Linked DNA regions of Homo sapiens: regions 2, 3, 4 and 5 are each linked to region 1. A link is a contact called in ENCODE Hi-C or POLR2A ChIA-PET data. All regions are on one chromosome and are shown on one strand. The core of a region is the stretch at or near the end of the contact, and the rest is flanking DNA. Distances in the headings are between cores, read along the strand shown.

What was found. A loop is a pair of places that touch in the nucleus more often than their neighbours do. ChIA-PET counts read pairs that join two places held with the same protein, here RNA polymerase II (POLR2A). Pooled maps may share reads with other maps.
Region 2: a loop to region 1 is called in a pooled map, with 17 times the contacts of the local background. The contact joins the promoter of AGBL5 here to the promoter of PPP1CB-DT in region 1. A Hi-C loop is called at or near these places in 2 of 37 single-sample maps with no recorded cell type and 6 of 50 pooled maps.
Region 3: a pooled map shows a loop between it and region 1 (8-fold over the local background). The contact joins the promoter of SLC5A6 here to the promoter of PPP1CB-DT in region 1. A Hi-C loop is called at or near these places in 2 of 37 single-sample maps with no recorded cell type and 7 of 50 pooled maps.
Region 4: a loop to region 1 is called in a pooled map, with 13 times the contacts of the local background. The contact joins the promoter of NRBP1 here to the promoter of PPP1CB-DT in region 1. A Hi-C loop is called at or near these places in 2 of 37 single-sample maps with no recorded cell type and 9 of 50 pooled maps. POLR2A ChIA-PET finds 5 or more read pairs at or near these places in 2 of 52 experiments (H1 and activated CD4-positive, alpha-beta memory T cell).
Region 5: a map with no recorded cell type shows a loop between it and region 1 (10-fold over the local background). The contact joins the promoter of SUPT7L here to the promoter of PPP1CB-DT in region 1. A Hi-C loop is called at or near these places in 1 of 37 single-sample maps with no recorded cell type and 7 of 50 pooled maps. POLR2A ChIA-PET finds 5 or more read pairs at or near these places in 2 of 52 experiments (BJ and endothelial cell of umbilical vein).

The regions. Positions count from the first base shown.
Region 1 is chr2:28,750,275-28,753,153 of GRCh38, forward strand. PPP1CB-DT (PPP1CB divergent transcript) reads right to left here and starts at 1,482. Exons shown (of 5, transcript XR_007086259.1): 1 at 1,369-1,482; 2 at 1-111. PPP1CB (protein phosphatase 1 catalytic subunit beta) reads left to right here and starts at 1,556. Exons shown (of 8, transcript NM_002709.3): 1 at 1,556-1,902. The coding sequence starts at 1,851. RefSeq lists enhancers at 969-1,178, 1,482-2,126 and silencers at 1,309-1,498, 1,989-2,208.
Region 2 is chr2:27,050,174-27,053,052 of GRCh38, forward strand. It overlaps AGBL5 (AGBL carboxypeptidase 5), which reads left to right and starts at 1,495. Exons shown (of 15, transcript NM_021831.6): 1 at 1,495-1,620; 2 at 2,740-2,879. The coding sequence starts at 2,786. It overlaps TRY-GTA2-1 (tRNA-Tyr (anticodon GTA) 2-1), which reads left to right and starts at 609; the gene lies at 609-697. It overlaps TRA-AGC8-1 (tRNA-Ala (anticodon AGC) 8-1), which reads left to right and starts at 1,041; the gene lies at 1,041-1,113. AGBL5-AS1 (AGBL5 antisense RNA 1) reads right to left here and starts at 91. Exons shown (of 2, transcript NR_046730.1): 1 at 7-91. RefSeq lists silencers at 1-85, 788-1,082, 1,486-1,925, 1,946-1,995 and enhancers at 246-535, 706-935, 1,250-1,749.
Region 3 is chr2:27,210,765-27,213,643 of GRCh38, forward strand. It overlaps SLC5A6 (solute carrier family 5 member 6), which reads right to left and starts at 1,504. Exons shown (of 17, transcript NM_021095.4): 1 at 1,256-1,504; 2 at 703-769. It overlaps ATRAID (all-trans retinoic acid induced differentiation factor), which reads left to right and starts at 1,277. Exons shown (of 7, transcript NM_001170795.4): 1 at 1,277-1,703; 2 at 2,413-2,534. The coding sequence starts at 1,605. RefSeq lists an enhancer at 1-158 and silencers at 941-1,260, 1,451-1,700.
Region 4 is chr2:27,427,272-27,430,150 of GRCh38, forward strand. It overlaps NRBP1 (nuclear receptor binding protein 1), which reads left to right and starts at 1,360. Exons shown (of 18, transcript NM_013392.4): 1 at 1,360-1,460. RefSeq lists a silencer at 1,728-1,877.
Region 5 is chr2:27,662,173-27,665,051 of GRCh38, forward strand. SUPT7L (SPT7 like, STAGA complex subunit gamma) reads right to left here and starts at 1,442. Exons shown (of 6, transcript NM_014860.3): 1 at 1,157-1,442; 2 at 7-109. The coding sequence starts at 20. It overlaps SLC4A1AP (solute carrier family 4 member 1 adaptor protein), which reads left to right and starts at 1,717. Exons shown (of 14, transcript NM_018158.3): 1 at 1,717-2,405. The coding sequence starts at 1,743.

The DNA.
Region 1 (2,879 bases), core at 232-2,731:
AACTGCCCGTTCATCTCCACAGATTACTGAAGTCTGTGAAAACTACTCCAGCCAGGACCACCATTATAGCCTGCTGCCTGTTGTGTTCACAATCGATGCACAAACTCAACCCTGAAATGGAGAGAAAAATAGGGGAAAAAAGACATTAGGAAATCCTAGCTCTATGTCATCTGGACATTAGAAAGCACTTGGTTGGACAAAGCTTTTTCTCCCCCACAGCACATGCCTGTTTCAGCATCTCAGCCCACATTCACGGAGAGGGAGAATATAGCAATTGTTAAGAATGCAGACTCTAGCACTGCATGCTCTGCTGTTTATTTGTGTTATTTGGGCTAGGTTTTTTAACCGTCTGTGCCTCGGTGAATCCCATCTACAAAGTAGAGATAATAATAGTACCTACCTCACAGGGCAGTTGTAAGGATTAAATGAGGTAACCCGGGTGTAACATTTAAAACAGTGGCAGAGTACATACAGGGATCTGAACAAATGTTAGCTACTATTAGTGATATGTGAGTGGGGGAAGCACACTGCCTTGGACTTGAGGCAATATCAAGTCTGAGTTTCTGGAAAAACACTTGTGGAATAAGTAAGGGCTGGCCACCTCCTAAAACCGGACAAAAGATCTGGCTTGCCTAGATCCTTAGCGTGACTGCTTCTCCTCCTGCCTTTCTAGAGGCAGTATTACGTGATGGAAATACTTGGTGGGTGCTGTGGGCACAAAGATAAGTTAATGTGTTTTTATTCCCTAGGAGCTGAGTCGAGAGTAGGAGAAAAATGCATAAATAATTACCAGGTAGGATGATTAAGCAATATACTGGAGGCAGCAACAGAAACACACCGTGGAAAAAAAATACCCACGGCGTGGATGAAGATATGAGATGTGTGAAAGCGCTAGACACAGGCAGCCACCTGCACCCATGTAAAATTGGATTATTGCTGACTCCTACAAGGCCCACTTTAACGCTTCTTTCAACCAGAATCCCTGCAGAACTAATTTTGTAGAACCGCCGGGGATAAAGACCTTTATTTGCAATGTCGAACTCCAGCAGAGTAACCCCTTTTGCTTTCCACACGCGCAAACCCGGGTCCCAAACGCTGCAGTTCGCGTTTCCCGGCTAACGGAAGAAACACGAGGAACTGTTTGCAGATCTAGGGGATGAAGCCAAAAAACGGAAAGCGAGGCCGAAAGGGCGCAACCACCACGTCTGGAGGAGGCCAGTGAAGTAGAGAAAGGGGAAGGTCAGCCCTGCCCCAGCGCGCTCTGCGTAACCGGGACTTCCTCCGCGCGGCAAAGCCGGGGAACCTCCCTGGCGCCTGCGCCACCGTGGCGAGACTCGGCGCCGTGGACGTGGAGAGAGGGCGACGCACCTGCGCGAAGACGGCAGCGGGAGAAGCCGCTCCAGTGCGGTTGCGCGGCGGCCCAGGCGTCGAGGGGAGCCTCGGCGGGGAGCGCACCGCGCGCCTGCGCGGAGAGCTGCGTGACGCGGCGGCGCGCAAGGGACGTGCGGAGTGAGTGGCGCTGCGGGTGGGGCCGTCGGCGGCGCTGGTGAGCTTTGCGGAGCTGGGCGGTGCCGAGGAGGAGGAGGTGGCGGCCTGGGTCTGACGCGGCCCTGTTCGAGGGGGCCTCTCTTGTTTATTTATTTATTTTCCGTGGGTGCCTCCGAGTGTGCGCGCGCTCTCGCTACCCGGCGGGGAGGGGGTGGGGGGAGGGCCCGGGAAAAGGGGGAGTTGGAGCCGGGGTCGAAACGCCGCGTGACTTGTAGGTGAGAGAACGCCGAGCCGTCGCCGCAGCCTCCGCCGCCGAGAAGCCCTTGTTCCCGCTGCTGGGAAGGAGAGTCTGTGCCGACAAGATGGCGGACGGGGAGCTGAACGTGGACAGCCTCATCACCCGGCTGCTGGAGGGTGAGTGCGCGCCTGGCCGCGGGACAGAGGGAGGTCGGGCACCGCCGCCGACCCCTGCGTCCCCGTCTGCCGCCGGAACGCGAGGGGACCCCTTTCCCGCCCCGAGACGAGTCTCTGGGAGCGCGGCGCGGCGGACGAACCGAGGAGGGGGCGAGGAGGCTCTGGGCGCGGGGGAGCGGCCTCTGGGAGCGCGGTCAGGGGAGATCGGGGGAGAGGGGGCCGTTCCCGCGGACCCTCGGGGGCCAGGCCCGCCGGCCGAAGGCTGTGCGGAGCGGGTCTGCGGGAGACAGCCTTTCGGAAAGGCCGCCGGGCTCCGCGCGCCGTGGTGCTCGCCTCCGGTGACCCGAGGATGGGGAGAGGATGCCTGCCACTGGGCTTTGTGCGTCCGTGGAATCACTGTTCTTCTCTGTTCTCTTTGTGCATTGCCCTTGGCTGCCTCCGATTGTCGTTCCGGGAGTGAATTTTACGTATATATATATAAACCTGTCCTTAACAGGACTGCTTCGTCTGCTCTGCATTTTTACACAATGCTATATAGAATGGATTCTTCTTAAAGAGAGGATAAAATTAGCGGGAATTAATCTACCGTTTGTTACTTGGCCTAAAAAAATTGTAAGACAAGATATTTGATCAGGTTGAAGATGCACCTAAGAAATGTGATGTATGTAGATGGGTTTGCTGAAGGGATTGGCTTTTGCATTTGATTTGAGCAGAGCTTAATTTCTGCACAAACTTAGTGAAAATCTATTTTTAAAGCCTGTCTTGTATTCGAAAGGTATTTGTAGGTCTACGCAGCATTTGAACTTTCCGGGCTCAAGTGTTCTTATTGAATAGTTTTATGTTGGTGGGAAGGCAAGGGGGGAAAACGAAGAGGTGGACTAGCCGGGAGTTAAATGTATTGATTCATTGCAGGATATTATTCAAAGTTAAATGCAGTCTTCTGCCAAACAGTCCCTCTACCCTAAAGTTTTCGTCAT
Region 2 (2,879 bases), core at 245-2,744, 1.7 Mb before region 1:
CCAGGCCCGCGATCCCAGGGCGGCCCGGGGGGTTCGGCACAGCCCGATAATGCGCCGCGCCGAAGCCTGCAGCACCCCGCGGTCGCCGTCTCTCTTGCACTGGTCAGGACGAATAGAGCCTGACAAAACCTGAGTTAATTGGCCGAGCGAATGTCGTTCGCGTCAGGAGAGCACGTCCGGAGAAGCCAAGGGAAATGTGGAGCAGGAGCAGCCAAAGTGGCCCATCGGCTCTCGAGCAGGGTTTGCGCGTCGCGGTCGCAAAGCCCCTGTGAGTGCAGGTACCGCGGCACAAGCGCTGCCCCGGAGCTCCAGGAGGCGGCGGCGGGCTCGGCGTTCGCGGTCCAGGAGAAACCACCGCGGGGTGTTGGGAACATTTTGTTAAAAAGCCGGGAAGCTCAGGGCCGGTGTGGCCTCCGTTCTGGCCTGAGAACCCGGACTTTGGGCAGCTTCTTTTCCTTGCCTTTGGGTCTCCGGCTTTCTCAGCTCTGTGAGGTCCCATGGGTCTCCTGCCCTGGCAGGTTCCTTCAGCTGGAGAAAGCGGGGGTCATGGCTGGATGAGGTTGCGGTAAGCATTAGAGGGCTATCAGCAGCATCTTATCGCAGCGGAGCCTTCGATAGCTCAGTTGGTAGAGCGGAGGACTGTAGTGGATAGGGCGTGGCAATCCTTAGGTCGCTGGTTCGATTCCGGCTCGAAGGACTTCGTCTGTAATTTTTAACCTCAATTTAATTCAATTATCCCATAAGGGGAAAGGCTTGGAGGCCTCCTGTGACTTAGCATTCGTACTGCCGTCAGTCCATAGGGAACACCGTAGTATGTAGTATACGGTAACGCTCTTTCTGCGTTCAATGTACATGTGGTAACGTGTTTTAGAATGTTTTCTGCTTAAGCACACGATTATATGCTTGATTTTTAGAATCTTGCACATGGATGCCACTGTATTGTACTCTGCTAAATAAATGTCCTGAACTGTGGTTGATCCACTGGTCAGTGAACAGTGCAGTGAACCTGTAAGGCAAAGGGAAAGAACTAAGCAGCAGGCGGGGGATTAGCTCAAATGGTAGAGCGCTCGCTTAGCATGCGAGAGGTAGCGGGATCGATGCCCGCATCCTCCACTCAGCTTTTGCGTCCGTCACACTACAGAACACAAAACGGGAGGGATTCCCGGCGCAGTGGGCTACGTGTTTCATTTTAGAGACACAAGACTGTTAAGCGATAAGGAGTTTCACACGATGTCTTTTTATTTCGCAGTTGAGTCCCAGTTTCTGCCGCTTTATCTTTCCCGCCTCCCGGCAGGCAGGCCGTTAACCGTCTTCCGGAAGACGCTGCTAGAACCCTCCGGCCGCTCCTGCCCGCCATCGTCCCCGAACGACACTCGCTCAGGTACCCACTAACGTGCGAGGAACCCTGAGAGCTGACCAATGGTAGCGAGCTTTACTGGGCGGGTCGCCAGCTGCAGCCACGGCCAATAGGCGAGAGACTTCTTGTTTCCTGGCAGAGCGGGGTCCCGGCACCGCGGCGCTCGGGTGTTTTTGGGGGCCCGGGTGGAGGGCCCGGGTGCCGGGGCCCAAGGTGCGGCCTCGCTAGCGGGAGAGGGAGCGGGATCACCGGCCCGGAGAGAGGTGAGGGGCTCTGCGCGGACTACGGGCCCCGCCAGCCCCGGCCCCGCCAGCCCCGGCCCCGCCCCCTTCTCTCAGCCCCTTGAGCCCGAGCCCCTCGAAGGCCACCCCGCACCCCGCTCCCGACCTGGCTTACGCGGTCCCGACCCCGCCCAGCTCCGTGGCCTCACCTCTGACTCCTAGGCCCTCCCTGCCTAATCCCCTGCCGCGGGAGCCCGTCTCGACCCCTTCCATGCCTCCCAGTCCCACCCTGCCCAGGGCAAGCCCGCTCGGTGTGACGGTTCCCCGCGAGTCGAGGGTGGAGAAGCCAGCCTCCTTCCCCCGAGTGGGACTCTAGCAGCCCACCTCTTTTAGGGGTGCTGAGAACACCCATTACTCATCCACAGCTACTAGGGTAGCTTTCTCAGGGTGCAGTGCTTACGGGGCGGAGGGGGATGGAAACAGACCCATGCCCTGGCTGGAAGGGAGCTCCAGTCGCTAGGTGAGCCCAGTAGCCTTTGGCTTGGCAGAGGCACCACTGTTATAGTTTTTCTCCATACTAGGCATAAGGTAGGAACAAAAAAGGAAGAACCAGCCCTTCCAGGGCTCAGGGGAGCAACACCAGAATGTCCGCTCAGTACTTGTGAGGACAGAGGCTGGAGAGAGGACTACCCATTTACACTCAGAACCTCGATTCCTCTCTCTGCTCTGTGCTGGAGAGTGCAGAGCCAGAGATCCAGAACGGCCCATCTCTAAAGGTGGCCATGTATGGTGGTGAGTGTATCTTGGCTAGGTTTGGAAAATCTGACCTCTCTGATTATATTCTCTAATCTTTGGGCTGCAAAGCAGCTGAGAGTTTAGTGTTTTTCAACATAGTTAAGCCACTGAGTTTTATTTGGGAACAGCCAAGCTAAAGTAAAATGGGGTCCCTTTAGGTCATTTACAACCCTTAGTGTTGGGGTACAGAATGCTGCTTTCTCTTGGCCTTTGCTGGAAGACCACTTCTATGTTTTCTAAGAGGGAGACAGCCTTTTGTTTCATAGGGCACTCCCTAAGAATAGCTCTTATTTATCAAGAGATACCCAGAAAACTCTTCGATTTGTCTTCCCTTTCCTCCTTAACCTAACCCTTGTTTTCCCCCAGCTCTCAGGGCCAGAGCGGGGCAGGAGGATGCTTTCCCAGCCCCACCATGGAGCTGCGCTGTGGGGGATTGCTGTTCAGTTCTCGCTTTGATTCAGGGAATCTAGCCCACGTGGAGAAGGTGGAATCTTTGTCCAGTGATG
Region 3 (2,879 bases), core at 254-2,753, 1.5 Mb before region 1:
TGTAATCCCAGCACTTTGGGAGGCCGAGGCGGGCAGATCACGAGGTCAGGAGATCGAGACCATCCTGGCTAACACGGTGAAACCCCGTCTCTACTAAAAAATACAAAAAATTAGCCAGGCGTGGTGGCAGGCGCCTGTAGTCCCAGCTACTCGGGAGGTTGAGGCAGGAGAATGGCGTGAACCCGCGAGGCGGAGCTTGCAGTGAGCCGAGATCGCGCCACTGCACTCCAGCCTGGGCGACAGAGCGAGACTCCGTCTCAAAATAAAAATAAAAATAAAAATAAAAACCTGAACTCACTTTGGTCACACACTGCAGTGGATCGCATTGACTCCTACAAAAGGCAATGAGACCACTGCAGGACTAACTGTTCCAAAAAGATTCCCTCAAAATCTGTCCTGGGGCCTATAATTCCTCAAGGTGTGAAAGGCTTTGGGGGCCCTCCTTAAAATGCTAATAGCTACTAACACCTTAGAAAATTTGCCAGCCAGCTAAACGTAAACCTTTCAGGAACTTCCAGGCAGACACCATGGGGGTAATGTGGAAGGGAAGCCTGGCTCGGCTACTCGAGATGATCACTTGGGTCGGCTTTAAGGAGCTTTCTGGCTGGCCCTAACCAACACTGTCGCGCCGGGAGCAGGGATCCCCTGGCGCCCTTCAGTCAGGGCGCTGGCCCACCCTGGGGCAGCAACGCACTCCCTTACCTCCGTGGTTCAGTCAGAGCTAGGAAGGTCCCTTTGTGCTTCCTGAGATCAACATCGCTCCCTTTTCCTGGGAAGGCAAAGAAAATGAGTTAGGGAAGCGTCTATCCCGCTCCTACCTCCTCGCCAGGCTCCGGGACGCTATGCGCTATCAGCATTGAGGTGAAGAGGACTAGGTGCCCGGGGCGATCCAGGCTCGTGTCCTCCCGCTGGAGTTTGAGGTTTGCCCTTCCCTCATCACCCTCACCCTCGTTCTTTCTCGGTTTCCCGCTTCCCTCTACGCGGCGGAGACCACCACCTTACCGCTCGCACTTAAGATCTCAGACCCACGCCGGAGGCCGGCTCGCTCCGCCCCTCCCCGCCCCCTTGTCCCCGCCCCGGCTCAGACGCCGCTCCCCGGTGCCTCTCGGCACCGGCTCACGCTCTCCAGGCCCACCTGCCCGGTCTCCACACGTGGGTAGCCAGAGCCCGGCCGAGAGCCCTGGCCGGGAGCCCGCGGGGGCCCCGCCCCCTGCCCGCCCCCTGCCCGCCCCGCTCGCCGTGCCGCCATGTTTACTGAGGGCGGATGGAGGGGCCCGAGTTTCTGCGAAGCCGCGACCTCGGCGTCCGGACGCGGGGAACACCGGGCTGAGGGAGTCTGCAGTCGGCTCCGGGAAGCCGCGCGGCGACGGGGGAGGCCTTCACTAAAGGGGAAAAGGAAGAGGGGGTCGGCCAGTATCCCCGAAAGAGGGCTAGGGCGCATGAAGACCAGCGCAGAGCTCCACGAGCAGGAAAAGCCCCCAAGCAGCCCCAGGGCGACTGGACCGGGCCGCTTAGGCCACGCCCGGGGAAGAGGGCCTGACGCGCTGCGGGGCGGGGCCGCGGGGCCGGGTCGCGCGAGCAGCGGAGCACCAAGGGAACGGAAAATGGCGCCTCACGACCCGGGTAGTCTTACGACCCTGGTGCCCTGGGCTGCCGCCCTGCTCCTCGCTCTGGGCGTGGAAAGGGCTCTGGCGCTACCCGAGGTACAGAAGCAAGTTTGAGGTCGGGCTGAAGCAGGGTCGCTGGCCAGCCGTGCGTCGCGCTCGCCAGCGGCTCCCCCTTCTCCTCGGCGGGCCTGCGGTTCTGATTTCGTCCCTGACGCTTCCCGACCCTGCCCAGCCAGGTCCTGTTCCCAAGTACTCACGTCGTGCAGGCCTTCGGCGCCCCAGTCCTGCCGACTTTCAAAGACCTGTGAAACTTGATTTCGCCCCTTAATTTTAGAATAACTTTAAGTTCTTTCTACAGACGGGTCCTCTGCCTCTTGTGTAATCTCTCTACGCACGAACGCCATATATCGTGCGGTGGTAGGGCTGTACTTTTGTAATGCTTGATGAGTTCTTTACGTACCTGCGGTCGTTTTACACCGCGCCAAACTAGGGCTGTCAGATTGAGAAGTCTCTGCAGAAAGCATAATAAATAAGTTCGAATAGTGATCTTCAGAGATGAGGACCTTCCCTGTGCGATATCTGGTACTGAAAGTGTCGGGAGCTGATTCGGCGCAGGACTCTGGAGGAAGAGATGGCATCTCCTAGCCTAGCCTGTTACAAGGGTGGGACACGAGCCGTTTATCCATTTATCGGCCCCGTGTTAGAGGAATTCTGGAAACGTGTACTGGCAGTTAATTCTTGATCGCCGTTTGTTCTTTTCTTGGCTTTTCTTTCTGGAGTTCTAATGTTTCTTTCTCTTCTGCAGATATGCACCCAATGTCCAGGGAGCGTGCAAAATTTGTCAAAAGTGGCCTTTTATTGTAAAACGACACGAGAGCTAATGCTGCATGCCCGTTGCTGCCTGAATCAGAAGGGCACCATCTTGGGGTGAGGGGAAGACATCCCTAGATGCTGGATACAGGCCATTCCTTAGCCTGGCTGCTTTTATACCCTTATATTATTTAAAGAATCCACCTATTATGGTTTCAGCTGTAATCATCACGCAGATGTCTACCAAAACTAGATCTCTTTAGTGTCTTTTTTAACCTTTCCACACTCCAGGTACATACGGGTACCTCTAGCTTCCTATTAAGCATTTCCTACTGAGTGCACCCTAACTTCAAACTCAAAATGTTATGTTTTGCTTCCATTCTCTTCTTTCCTTCATCTACCTAAATACTTCTCTGTATTAAGCTTTTAGAAAACCAACATTTTCCATTATCACTCTCTTGC
Region 4 (2,879 bases), core at 110-2,609, 1.3 Mb before region 1:
TATATATATATATATATATATATATATATATATATATATATTTTTTTTTTTTTTTTTTTTTTTTTTTTTTTGAGACGGATTCTCACACTCTGTTGCCCAGGCTGGAGCGTAGTCGTGCAGTCTTGGCCTACTGCAACCTCTGCCTCCTGGGCTCAAGTGATCTTCCCGCCTCAGCCTCCCAAGCAGCTTGAGAGAACAGACATGTGCTACCTCGCCCGGCTAATTTTTGTATTTTTAGTAGAGACGGAGTTTTACTACATTGAGCAGGCTGGTCTCGAACTCCTGACCTCAAGTGATCCGCCCACCTCGGCCTCCCAAAGTGCTGGGCGTGAGCCACCGCGCCCGGCCGAAAGATTGGTTTTAAAAACGAGTATTTTGAGATGATGAGAAAACGAGAGGGTTTCTGCCAGTTGTCCTTTCTCCCAGTGAAACAGGATTAGAGATTCTCTTTAATGACAGTAAAATTTGGTGATTGTGACATTTCCAAGTTCTGTTGATTGATTCATCATCTTCCCTCCATCATACACGTCTAAGGGCAGAGTGAACTTCCATCCTGAAGGCTCCGCGCTTAGTTTTCGCAGATTAATAGCTCACCAAGAATTTATCATCTTTTCTTTCCACTAACTCGAAACCAATCTAAATTCTTTCCAAACATCTTCTCAACGTAGTCTCCTTTGATGAAATTTACTGTTTCGGATTCTAGACTTGGCTCTTACCAACTTAACTTTCGGTTAATAGCTTAATACCTCTGATTCAGGTTTTTGCATTTGTCAACTACCATTGAATGATAATTTCAATGAGTTCGTTCTTATGAGGATCAAATGAAATAACATCTGTGAAAACCTCTTACAAAGTTTAAGCAAATAGTGCTAAGCAATCACCAAGCGTTAACTACTAATTTTCAGTGTTAGGTAAATTTTAAAAGCTTTCCGGAGAATTGGCGTCCTGCACACCAGTCTCGTTCCAAAATAATGCAGGCGGGGGCTGGGGTGGGGGCGCTCCTCTCGGACTGAGGCTATGTCTTTCGCTCCTTTTGTCTTTTCCAGGCATTAGAACTGTCATGGCGCCTTCAAGAAGAGGTAGGAGGCCCTCTCTGCGTCCAGCAGAACCATCTGGGGCACCTGGACCGGGCGGTGGGGTGGACAGAGAGACGAGCCCCAGCTGGGACCGAAAACATCGACCCCTCCGAGAGGTCTCGGCCGGACCGGCGCAAGGGGAGGAGAGCGGGTGGAAGCCCACCCCAGCGAACGCCCGAGGGCCGGGCCCCGCCCACCCAGAACGTCACCCAATGGAAACCTGCCGGCGGTGCGGCACCGCCCATCGTTGGTCCGGGCGCCGCGAGGGCGGGGCCCGCAGTTCGGTTGCGCTGCGGAGCGCAGCTGTGAGGGAGTCGCTGTGATCCGGGGCCCCGGAACCCGAGCTGGAGCTGAAGCGCAGGCTGCGGGGCGCGGAGTCGGGAGGTGAGCGCCCAGGGAAAAGAGGGCCCGGGAGGGAGGGGTTCGCGAGAGGACGGAAGGATCGGCCTCCGAGGCCCGGGACGGTGGGACCCGCCAGTCGGGTGCTGAAGGCGGCCCTGCTCACTCAGTAGCCCAGGCCCGATCGGGCCCTGCCTGCTGGAGCCGAGGGGCCGCTTCGGCCCCGCAGTCGCTGCTTAGCCCTCCCTGGCGTCTCTGGCTTGGCGGCGGCGCCCCGGGATTCTGCGGGCGCGGGTCGGGAGGCCCTGGCGTTCGCTTGGAACTCCGGCTGCGAGAGGCGGGGCCCGGCGGGTGGGGGCGGGGGCGGGGGCGGCGGTCGCGGCCCGGCGGCCTGCGGAAGCTCGGCGGCCTGGCCTGGCCTGCTCGCGGGGAGGTGCGCAGACTGCGCGGGGGCGTGGCCTGCGCCCCTGACTGCGCTGTCGGTCCGGCCTTTGATGAGGTGGCCGCCGCTGGCTCCCTGGGCCCCAGCCTGGTTCCCGCGCGGGCCGCGGCTGCCTTCCAGACGCAGGGCATGCGACCTGTTGGAGTGTGAAATTCTAGGGGCCGGGTTCCTCCCCAGAGCGGTTTTATTTCCGACTGGACTGTGCTGCGGGTCTCAGAGGCCCTCTGGTCCGTTCAGGGTGAGGACAGCTGAGAGGCCTGGGCCCGTGAGCTCTTGCAGAGGAGTTGACACGCAGAGGGGCTGCTGTCCAATAAACGAAAGTGTCGGGGAAAAACTTTGCAGGGCGATCTGCATTACTCCAAAGTGAACACACTGCATGTCTCAGGGTGGCTGGAGGCGGCGAGAATCCCCTTATGGGAGTATATGAGCTTTTCCATGTGTTATCTCTTTAAAACCTCTCAGCGGCTCCGAGACAAAACTCCCAGTGTCGCAGAGGTTTCTTCATCAATAGGAGTAGTGCTGGAGAATCTTGGGCACTGCCCTCATTTTGCCTGCGAAGGAAAAATTAGGAAGGGATAAAAAGTCACAAAAATTAGGAAGGTGGGGGGGATAAGCAAATTCCAAGGGCATCTATCTCTGATGAAGGGTTGGTGTCTCCTGTGGTGCCCTACTGTGGATTAGTTATTTGTGTCCTCGGTCCAGAAGTTTCTCTGGAGCCCATTGGCTACAGCTTTCCTGTATTAGAATTCTACTGTTATTTCCTACTGTAGTCTGGCTGGGAATTTTATTTAGTTGTTCAGATTTTAGATGCATTCAGTGAATGCAGCTGCTCAAGGAAGTAACTAATAGTGTCTTACCATTTTCTTAGCTACTTTTCAGAAGAAGGAACATGATCTCTAACAGAAGTTTTCTGGTAGATTACTAAAACAGGCAGATAGTAGCTTTCCTGGCTGGCTGAGTTAAATCCCTCTCCAGCGATCCTCCCACTTCAGCCTCCTAAGTAGCTGGGATTACAGGCATGA
Region 5 (2,879 bases), core at 192-2,691, 1.1 Mb before region 1:
ACTCACCTTTGCAGATTCATTGTCCATATGTCTCTTCAAGTTCAACAAACATTTATCAAATGCCAGGCATTCTGTGTCGGTCAAAGACTGATAATGTGAGATCCTTGCCCTGAAGTGAGGAAGAGAAACAGAAGCAGAATATTTCAATATGAAACATGGTAAGTACTGTTCTAGAGGTATATGGACCTGGGGTACTGGAAGCACAAAGGAGGAGCTTCCTGGGTGAAATGACTACCTTTGTTCTAACAACATTATACTACTCAGTTTCTTGAGAATGCTGTACATTTCCACAATTGACACTTTCAGCTGTGAACTCTGCCAGAAATGCTCTGCCAACCTTGCACATCCCTGGCAGACTCATATTCATTTTTAAGTACAGCATAAGTCCCCACCGTCCGTCACTTCACCAGTGCATCTCCCTTTCTCTATTCTCACAGTGCTTTGCAAGTCTATGTCACAGCAGTTATCCTTGGATTTTAATTAGTACTTATCGCAATAGATTTTTTCTGCCCGTCTATTTCTTATGGCTGTGGTCTTGTTACAGGGCCAGGCACACAGAAATATCTGGCATTTGTTGAATGTTTACTATATGCCAGACTTCACCTTTTTTGTTTGTTTCTTTTTTGAGACAGGGTTTCACTCTGTAGCCCAGGCTGGAGTGCAGTGGTGCAGTCATGGTTCACTGCAGCCTCAACCTCCTGGGACCAAGCAATCCTCCCACCTCAGCCTCTGGAGTAGCTGGGACTACAGGCGCGCACCATCAAACCTGGATTTTTTCTTTTTTTTTTTTTTTTTTGGCGAGACAGGGTCTCGCCATGTTGCCCAGCCTCCTCTGGAACTCCTGGGCTCAAGCAATCCTCCCGCCTCAGCCTCCCAAAATGTTGGGATTACAGGCATGAGCCACCGGTCTGGCTGGCCTTTATTGTTTGATTCAATTCTTCCAACAACCCTATGAGGCTAATAATCTTATCCCCATTTTTCAGAGTGAGGGCTGAGGCCTAGTGTCTTGCCCAATGTCACAAATGGCGAGGTCAAAAATCGACAGTCTCCAGAGTCTGCTCTCTTAACCACTTAACTATTCTGCCTTAATAATTTCAGAAAAAAAATAAATGAATGAACGAAATAACAAAAAAGTCGCCCTCTTCCCTTACTTTACCGAAAGGAGCACGAAGAACAGGCACGGAGCCCAAGGAATGCCCAAGTCCCTCCAGGGGTTTCCTCGGTCACGGTCCGCCGGCGCAGGCGCCAATCACAGGGTCCTGAGGTCGCCTGACGTTCAGGGCAGCCGGAAGACGGGGAGGTCTGGACCTGAACCGAGACAAGGAGGTACCACACTATTCACTGCTGCGTCGCAGAGCGGGCTGGGCGGCTGTCTGGACCTCGAGAGGCCTGAGGCAAGGATCGCGTCAGACCCCGAAAGCTGGTTTGTTGATTAGTGATCTAAGACCGCCGGAAGCGCTTCTTCTCAATCAAGCTATGCAACAGGAAGTCATTACGATCCCGTTGTAACCTCTAAATATGTCCCCGTTCTGCACAGCATCCCGATAACCGTTTTGTTTTTCTCATATTATGACCTTCTCATGTTAGCACCACTTCGCAACGCTCCAGGTCGTGAAGGAGCAACTTCACCATCGCCGCCTACAGACGCCACTGGGAGCTTGGGAGAGTGGGACGTGGACAGGAACGTAAAGACCGAAGGGTGGGTTTCGAAGGAGCGGATTTCGAAGTTGCACCGGTTGAGGATGGCTGACATTCTCTCTCAGTCAGAGACCCTGGCGTCGCAAGACCTCAGTGGGGACTTCAAGAAGCCAGCTCTGCCGGTGTCCCCAGCGGCGCGGAGTAAGGCCCCGGCCAGCAGTTCTTCAAACCCTGAGGAGGTACAGAAGGAAGGGCCCACTGCGTTGCAGGACTCCAATTCTGGGGAGCCCGACATCCCTCCTCCTCAGCCGGACTGCGGTGATTTTAGGAGTCTACAGGAGGAGCAGTCGCGCCCCCCGACAGCGGTTTCTTCCCCTGGCGGTCCAGCCCGGGCTCCCCCCTACCAAGAGCCTCCATGGGGTGGCCCTGCCACAGCCCCCTACAGCTTAGAGACCCTGAAGGGCGGCACTATCCTTGGCACCCGTAGCTTGAAAGGGACGAGTTACTGCCTTTTCGGGAGGCTGTCTGGCTGCGACGTGTGCCTGGAGCACCCTTCGGTGTCTCGGTACCACGCAGTGCTGCAGCACAGGGCGTCCGGCCCTGACGGAGAATGCGACAGCAACGGGCCGGGCTTCTACCTCTACGATCTGGGAAGCACCCATGGCACTTTTCTCAACAAAACTCGCATCCCACCTCGCACCTACTGTCGAGTCCACGTTGGGCATGTTGTTCGCTTTGGAGGCAGCACCCGGCTCTTTATCCTGCAGGTAGGTAGAAAAACCTAGAATTGAAATTTCGGGTTCATTGGACTGCGTTCTTGTGCTTCTTAAGCTTTGGATGAGGAAGAAGAATCTCCCACTCAGCGATTACGAAAGTGAAGGAATCAAGTCTGGCCTATCATCTTCAGACGGCTGTACACATTGCTATATTTCTGAAAGTCATGTTCACAATCCCGAACTCTAAAATAACTTGTTTGGCCAGGCGCGGTGGCTCGCGCCTGTAATCCCAACACTTTGGGAGGCCCAGGCGGGAGGATCGCTTTAGCCCAGGAGTTTGAGAGGAGGCTGGGCAACATGGCAAGACCCTGTCTCTTAAAAAAAAAAAAAAAAATTAGCCAGGCATCATGGTCCCAGCTGCTCAGGAGGCTGAGGTGGGAGGATCACCTGAGCCCAGGAGGTCAAGGCTGCAGTGAGGTGTATTACAGCCACTGCACTCCAGTCCAGCCTAGGCGACAGAGCAAG